Linked DNA regions of Homo sapiens: region 1 is linked to region 2. The links are chromatin contacts, found by Hi-C or POLR2A ChIA-PET in ENCODE. All regions are on one chromosome and are shown on one strand. Each heading gives the region's core, a stretch centred on a gene start or an enhancer-like site at or near the end of the contact. The rest is flanking DNA. Distances are from core to core; before and after follow the strand shown. Region 1 overlaps MTA3 (metastasis associated 1 family member 3). Region 2 has its middle 55 kb from the start of PKDCC.

Region 1 (4,041 bases), core at 1,138-3,637, 650 kb before region 2:
CCACCTCACACAGCACGCTCTCTCTGCCAAGCGGAGCTCAGCCTCCGAGGACACAGACATCTACAGCATCATTATCCTTACCAAGTTACCTCGTGCTTCCCAGGGTGTCAATTCAATTGTAGCCACTCTGTCTTGCAACAGCTTGGCTATTTGGGCCTCTCGTATCTGCCATCCAGCTGCCTCCTAGTAACCCCAGAGATGGCTGGGAGATCAGACTCCAGTTGTCTTTCTTGGGACTGTGACCCTGTGCCTGCAAACAGAGGGCAGGGGAGTTGCCAGCCTCACATCTGCTCAGGGAGCTCATCGGGCGCTGAGCTATTCCTATCCTTGCAGCTGCCAGCACAAGTAGCACAGCTACTCAGCACAGCTGAGTGGCCAACTGTGATGCCACCAAGGGCTCGTGCCGAGGGCAGGTGGGAAACACGAAGAGCCCAAGCCAAAGGAGCAGGCAGGTCCCCCGGGGCCTAGGTCACATGTGCTCACAAGATGTTGGGCTGGAGGGGTGGGGGTCATGGGGTTGGCCACACAGACTCATACCCACAAACACAGTTCTCTCACTCCACACCTCTAGGCCAAACAGAGTCTGTCTGCTTAAAATGAAACTAGGTCATTTGTGACCTGCTGTAGGACCCACCTGGCAGCAGTTCTTCATCAGCTGGTTTGGCTGCAAGGGAACAGGGCAGTAAGCAAACGGCTTGTCACAGTGATACACACGCTTGGCACTTTTAACAACTGCTCTTGCTGGAGCTGTCTGTGACCAAGCAGAGCCGGGCAGAACACCAGTTTCTCTCCAACCACAAAACACAGATGATGAGTTTACAGGCTTATCTTTTGTCAGAACCTCGGTAATTCTGTTCCTTGGAGGAGTAGGAGGGAGGGTCACATATAGGAATGCAGAGGGTAAACAGCAAATTCCCCCATTTCAAAAAAACAAGGATGAAGCCTATCGAGAAAAAGCTGAGTGACGGTAACAGCAAGGACAGGGAAATACCTTGAACCTCATAAACACTGGCGCATTTCTTAAGAAAAATCCATTCAGAAAGATGCCATGGCCCTCCTGTACATATTTAGTAACTATACAGCATAAGACCGAGCTGAGCGGACACATGCAGGGTGGCAGCGGCTCTGAGCTTGCAGCAGCCCCACTGCCAAGTGGCCGCTGTTGCTGGGTGGGGCGCAGGGCGCTGCAGAAGGGAGGAGGTGGAGGGGTTCCCTCAGCCCCTCAATTCTCAGCAGGTCTCGCTCCGTAACAGCGAGGTCTCTGACAAGAAAGCGAGGTGCTGCTGATCCACACGTGGAGACACAGGATTTGGAACGTGCACTCCCACAGTTCCTTCCCCGCCCCATTGCGTCTCCATGGATGCACGCAGAGGTCTCCCACTGAAATGTACTGGGAGTGGGGCTGCCTTCTTCCCAGGCACGGCTGTGAACATCAGCAGGACAGTGCAGCAAGTCTTGGATTGTAGAATGAATCAGGGAAAGCTCAGTCTGACACACAGCACGTGAGTTCTAGAAAAGGGAAGTAACAGTGTGAAGGTTAAACAAGTCCCGATGGTGGAGGCAAGATGAAAGGGAGGATGGACTCACCCCTCCCAACATCACAACCTTCAGGGAAAGGAGGCTCAGCAGTAGGTCAAAGAAAATCTCATGACTAGGCCAGGTGTGGTGGCTCATGCCCATAATCCCAGCACTTTGAGAGGCCAAGGCCGGTGGATGGCTTGAGGCCAGAAGTTCAAGACAGTCTGGACGACATAGCATCACTCTGTCTCTACCAAAATAAAAATAAAAAGTTAGCCAGGTGTGGTGGTGCATGCCTGTAGTCCCAGCTACTTCAGGAGGCTGAGGGGGGAGGACTGCTTGAGCTCACAAAGCCAAGGCTGCAGTGAGCTGTGGTCGCACCACGGCACTCCAGCCCAGGCGACAGAGCAAGACCCTGTCTGAAAAAAAAAAAAAGGGCTCACAATGTAGTTTAACACTGGATCAAAGGGAAAGTTTAATTAGGGCCAATAAAATATATAATTGATACTGAAGGACGGAAAGATCTTAAAAGCTGGGTTTTGAATAGGCGGGTTTAGTGGTCACTGGAGAGGTGCTACAGTACACCAGGCAAGAGAAGAGACTCATGGAACTTTTCTGACGGATACTAAGGAATAGGGAACACAGTTGGCTGGGAGGAGGCACGATCTCATCTGAGCTCATCATAATTAATCATAATGATGTGGGCACCCAGAGGCTATGAACACATTTCTTGTAGGAGGGGAGTGAACTTCACTCTCCCACAGTGTCAGGAACTATTCCTATGCCCCTCACTCCCACCCCCTCCACTTCCCCAAAAACCTTCAACTCTGACCATCTGGAGACTACAGCAGAGACAAGTAAATGAAAAAGCAGAAGTGGCCTGCAAACCACATCACCACCGTGTTGTATTAGAAAGTTGTGAAAGCTTTTTACTTAGTTATTAGGAAAGTGGCTAGGAGGGAAGTGGGGTTGTTTGCTGAGAAGGGATAAGATGCTCAGATATTCTCTGCCCCAGGCACATCACCCTGCTGCCAGGAAAGGACCCAGCAATGCTCACCTTCACAGCCTCAGAGCATGCCAAGGAAGGGCTGCAGGATGGAGCAGAGCTGTGTCTTCACTTCATGAGCTTTTCTAGGATAGGGAAGATACCTGTACCCAGCTTGGTATTTGATATGAGCTCAGCAAGTATGTGTTAAATAAAGGCCCAGATAAATTCAGTTTAGGAATCATGCTAACCTTGCTTTATTGAACATACTGTAGGTTATGTAACTACCTTATTTAACCTTCAGCAGAATCTTGGGAGTGTCAGAAAGGTTAAGAACTTGCTCAAGGTCACAGTAAGTAAGCTGAGGAGTCAAGATTTGAATGTAGACCTTAATTTGTGTCAAGTTTTTCCTACTACACCAAGCTGCTCATTCTCCATCCAGCCCAGTGTTCTGCTAACAGCCCAGTAAGAGCATCCTGACCTCCTCAGTGTCTAAATGGAAGGTTATGTAAGTGTCAGCGTCTCCTAGGAGCCACTCTCTCTTTTTGTATTTAGTGGAGCAGGAGCTCTGTCATTCATCTGTCTAAACCCTTATGGAATTAAACCACCTATCAAAAGAGCTGCTTTTAATAGTTTCCCAAGTTTCTAGCCTGCCATGGTAAATTGTGCTTTTATTTGTGCCAAACTTGCCTGCTGCGGTTTCAGAAACAACCCTCTCCTCCTAGCATCTCAGGTTCTGGTGCCCAGGCTCCACTCTGCCTTCTCCACCCTGGCCACGGTTTTCAATTGAGACAGGCCACCTCTCTGTATTCTGGGCTGAAGAATCCCAGTACTTACCACCTGCCCTTACAAGGTTATCACTTCACTCTCCTCTGCTCAGAGCTTCCCCAGATCCTCTGCATTTCCTTGGAGCAGGAACAAGAGCCAGATACAGAGACTCAGCACAGTAGCACAGGCAGAGAGCCCCAGGAAAATGTCTACATCAATTCTCAGTCTCCTTCCTAGACCATGATGTAGCCCAAATCATTTCTCTTTTTGTTTATTTATTCTCAAATGTATTAACCTATATTTGCCACTTTGGTACGTACTCGCCCTGACTGACAGGCACTTATTTTTTTGTTTGTTTGTTTTTTGCAAAATTTTCCCTAATGGTTTGACTACTCAGAAGTACTTGAAGTCCATGGACTTGGAGATTCTGCACTTAAATCAACCAATCCAATGAAAGCAATCCAGCCAGCTAGCTGGTGGCTTCTGAGTTAGTTTCCTTTCCTTCTGAAAATCAGAGAAGAAACCACAGAATTTTAGAAGCTGGAAAGCAGATAAATGAGTGATAACAGACTATGCACTCAAGACAGACAGACTTGAAGGTTCAGTGTGGAAAGCTGAGTACCCAATTTGTCTAGAGAACCCCAAAGGCTCATGAAATGACACCAGGTACCTCTGGAAGTAGGGGAGGGGACTGAAGCAAGGAAGAGGAGTTAAAGGCTCTTTGAGAAGCAGCTGGATCCCAAGAAGCTCTCCCAACTCCATACCACCAG
Region 2 (4,124 bases), core at 1,606-4,105:
GTGAGAGAAAGAGACAGGATGGGATGGTGGAGCCTGTGGTAGACTGCAGAATACAGGTCAGTGTGGCCAGATTTTTAGTTTTGGGGAAACTGTTTACAAATCCAGATATTTCGGTATAATCTTCCAATTTAAAATTTTTGGTAATTAATTCGTTTTTAAAAAAACGCTAGGTGTACCAGATAAAATACATATTTGAGTCACCTTGGACCATGGACCAAGGTGAGGTAGCAGTGACATGCATAAATGGAAGCACACTTTTGGATTAAATGTGTTTGGTGTTAAGCACAATGGTTCTTTTATGGTTGATTTTTGGCAAAAATGCCAGTGGCGCTGCCCTGTGGTCCTGAAATCATACTGGAAAGGCTGGCCCAGGACTGACTCTGGCCTTGGTGACTTGCATCTAGTTCATTTGGAATCCGGTTCCTATGGATAGTTTCTTCCTCAGTATAGGTTGCCTGGGTCCCTCAGGAAAGCCATCGAATTCAATGTGAATGCAATCACTCAGGTCGACTAAAGGCAGGTGAGTGTAACAGGAAGGTCTTCCTCACTGTGAAGGATGGCTGAAGACTGCAATAGAGTCCTTTCCATCTCTGATCAGAGAGACTGGCAGAGTTTATTGTACAGCACAGGTTTAACACATGACCTCTGGAATCAGATCCGTGGGTTCAAACTTCTCCCCTATTAGCTGGGTGTCCTCGGGCAAGTTAATTAGTCTCTCTAAACTCAGATTTTTAATCTGTAAAACGGGGAGTTAATAGTTCCTTCTAAGTAGTATTCAGTGAGATGGCGCTTGCAAAGTGCTTCCGTAGCAGTTCCTAAAGTGTAAGCTTCTACATCAGAAATGGGGTGTGACTTCATGTTTAGAAGACTCACTCACTATGTTTTAAATTTTGCTGGGGCTCAGAAAATGATAAGTCAAAGTATAATGCCTTGGCGTGCTGAGTACTTTGAACTAAAGGAGATTGGAAGGCCTTAGAAGCAGTCTCAGAAGTAAAATCTCTCTCTGAACTTCTCTTGCCCTATTTCCCACCCCTTCTTCTCCCTGAATTCATAGAAACTAGAATTCCTCTTCCCTATGGCAGGTCATAATAACTAGAATCCCTTTCCCCCAAAGCAAGCCATAAAATCTAGAACTGTTACTCTAAGTTCCCCCTGCCTTTCTGTGTAGGCACTGGCCATGAAGAGATTCTCTGATCTACCTCTGACTGTGAGTTATAAGACCCGTGCTCCAGAAAGCCCCTGCCCCACACCCAGGAGGAAGGAATGCTGCTCAGAGAGGCCAAGAAGAATCTGAACAGACAGGCCTTGCTGGGTTTCTCCCCTCAGTCTGTTACCATTAGATCGCATCCTTTTGTCTATTTTTATGCTTAGGTTCAACGAAGAATGGACAGTGTGTATTTCTACCTAGGCATAAAAATAGACAGTTTTCCCTGGGTCACTGGGTTTTCATTTCTGAAGGCTCCTGTGTCCCATAAAACTTTGATTCGGTAAATTTGCTATGCTTTTCTCTTGTTAATCAGTCTTTTGCTATAGCAATGACCCTTATGAAGGGTGAGGAAAGGTATCTCACATCTTTTCTACCCCGCCCCCCCCCCACAATAGGGATTTATTGAACTGCACCACACCAAGTCCCAGACCCAGGAGACTGGGCTCAGAAAGTCCCACTGAGTTCCTAGGTACCAGCCTTCTGGTAGAGCAGCTTTCTTTTCTAGTGTGGCTCTATCTCTTCTTTGCATATGCCTTCAGCTTCTTCTTTCCCCTCTTTTAGGTCTACTCTGCCTCCAGCCTGTGTTTTAATCACATAAAAAATGCTATTAAAAATGTAGAATCAAGGGCTGGACAGAGTGGCTCAAACCTGTAATCCCAGCATGTTTGGAGGCTGAGGTGGGCAGATCGCTTGAGCCCAGGAGTTCGAGACCAGCCTGGGCAACATAGTGAAACCCCGTCTCAAAAAAAAAAACAAAAACAAAAACAAACAAACAAACAAACACAAAATTAGCCAGGCGGGCATGGTGGCACAGCGCCTGTAGTCCCAACTACTAGGGAGGCTGAGATGGGAGGATCGCTTGAACCTGGGAGGTCAAAGCTGCAGTGAGCCATGATCACGCCACTGCACTCCAGCCTGGGTGACAGAGCAAGACTGTTTCAAAAAGAAAAAGTTTAGAATCAAATTTTAGATTGTAAACTCTGATTGAGGTTGTTGCCTTCCAACTATGCTTATTCATCTAGAAAGAGAAGTCAGCATTTCTTGAAGTCTGGTCGCAGTATGGGGTCCCTGAGAGAAGGCCTCTCTAAAAATACCAGGGGGAGGGAGGGAGAGGTATGCGATTGAGAGTTAGGGAGGTGGTTCCAGAGAAGAGGGCAAGCCCTCAGGTTGGGCCGCCAGAGGCTCCCAGGAGAAGAAAGAAAGGGAAGCCAGGCCTGCATCCTGGTGGAGCCCGCTCCTCCCACCGCGGGGAGATCCGCCCTCAGCGCTGTGGTGGCCGGAAGTGCTGGTCTAGGGCGGGTGGGGGCGAGGGGCTGCCTGGGAGGTCAGTCTCCCGGCTGGGCTGGGATATTTATAGCACCTGGGTTTCTGGGTCTGCCTCCACCTGGATTTATTTATGCGGCCTGTGGCTGTGGCGCCTGTGGAGAATGAGGCGGGGTGGGGTGGGGGGGGGCGCGGATCTCGCTGCAAGGGTCTAGTTCTTGGCCTTGGGACTCTAGCTGGACTGGAAACGACAAATCACAACCAGGGGCTGTCTGGGGGAACACAGGCAGAGCAGCACTTGGTGCTGCGCCTGCAAAGCCGCCGATGGTTGGGCCTGTTGAAACTCGGGGCTTTCCAGATTCACGCGGTGTCGCCTTTGCGGCCGCCGTGGGCGTGGGTTAGGCAGGTGTGGGCGACGGGGAAGCGATCCCCTCCCCCGCAAGTCACCCCGGGCTCCGGTTCTCACGCCTTCCTCCGCAGCTCCTGGGAAGAATTAAAGGCGGAACAATGTTCCGTCTCCGGAGGGATCTGTACTTGGAAAGAGAACTCAGAGAGCACGTGGTGGCCGGCCCCATCTGCAGACCCAAAACTAGAGAGTCCACGTTTGCGAACCCATCTGCACTTTCGACTTTCCCTGATCACTACGTGTCTGGCTGCTCTCAGACTGCGATGACATCATTTAAAAAAAATGTAAATAACTGTCCTTTGGGTCTTTCAAGAACCTAGTGATTGAGGAGAGGGCAACGGTGAATCTCGAGGAAGGCTGTGTCGTGGGACCTTCAGGCATTGTTTAATCTGTGCAGGGCGCAGTCTTGGGCAGGCCCCAGCCCTCTCCTCTGCCCACTCGCAAAGCCCGGCCTGCTTGCTCCACCGGCAACTGGGCTGGAGGAGAGGCGAGGGGCAGGGTGGGTGCTAAGATCCTGTGCGAAAAGCCAGGACCCTCGTGGTACCTAGGGAAATGAAAATCGCGTTGACAGTAGTCCAACGCTTTCCTTTTCTCATTCACCCCTCGGGCAGCACAACGAGACAGGCACTCCTGCCAACGTCCCCATTTCACAGATGGAGAAACTGAGGCTTAGGCAAAGCAATTTGCCCCAGGGTGACGGAGCAAGCGTCAACTTCAGTTTCCAGCTCGGACGCGAGGGGCCGTCGGGGGCGTTCCGGGGAGGGGGTGCCTGGGCCGGGGGCGGCCACGCGGGGCTGGGAGAGGTTCCAGCAGCGGCGCGTGGTGTAGCCGGCGTCCGGCGGGACTGCACGGGCCTGGAGCCGCTGGAAAGGCCGGTCTGGTGGCCCGGGACGAGGGGGCGGCCTTCCCGGAATCCCGAGCAGCACGGCGGAGCCGGGGCAGCTGCCAGGCGCGGCTGGGGACCGGCTCGCGCTGCGGTTGGCGGCGGGCAGGCCACATACCGCGCAGCGTGGAGGAAATGGCTGGGATTCCTCCTGCGGCGCCGCGCGGGCCTCGGGGAGGGCGGGGCTCCCCCAGTGTGTCGGGGCGGGGGCGGGGCGCGGCGGAGGGTGAGCGGGGATCCTGGCGCTGGCGGGGGCGCCCCGACCTGAGTCCTCGTCCCTGGAGCGCTCCCGCCACTTTGCCAGCATCTGGGCCTCCAGAGCCCCGTGAACCCTCGAGAAGGGGAGCACGTGAAGGGGCTCCCCG

What was found. Hi-C counts contacts between places; a loop is a spot of excess contacts on that map. ChIA-PET counts read pairs that join two places held with the same protein, here RNA polymerase II (POLR2A). Pooled maps may share reads with other maps.
Region 1: a loop to region 2 is called in a pooled map, with 9 times the contacts of the local background. The contact joins two enhancer-like sites. A Hi-C loop is called at or near these places in 1 of 37 single-sample maps with no recorded cell type and 3 of 50 pooled maps. POLR2A ChIA-PET finds 5 or more read pairs at or near these places in 1 of 52 experiments (T-cell).

Annotation. Positions count from the first base shown.
Region 1 is chr2:42,750,842-42,754,882 of GRCh38, reverse strand. MTA3 (metastasis associated 1 family member 3) reads right to left here. Exons shown (of 17, transcript NM_001330442.2): 17 at 1-1,509. The coding sequence ends at 1,484. Among named protein-coding and RNA genes, the nearest start is that of OXER1, 11 kb to the left of the region's middle. Within about 2 kb of position 2,387, at least 3 of the 41 ENCODE cell types and tissues checked have a DNase peak (open chromatin) inside an H3K27ac peak, as active enhancers do.
Region 2 is chr2:42,101,167-42,105,290 of GRCh38, reverse strand. No RefSeq gene overlaps it. Among named protein-coding and RNA genes, the nearest start is that of PKDCC, 55 kb to the right of the region's middle. RefSeq lists enhancers at 2,717-3,236, 3,161-3,988 and a silencer at 3,647-4,026. Within about 2 kb of position 2,855, at least 34 of the 41 ENCODE cell types and tissues checked have a DNase peak (open chromatin) inside an H3K27ac peak, as active enhancers do.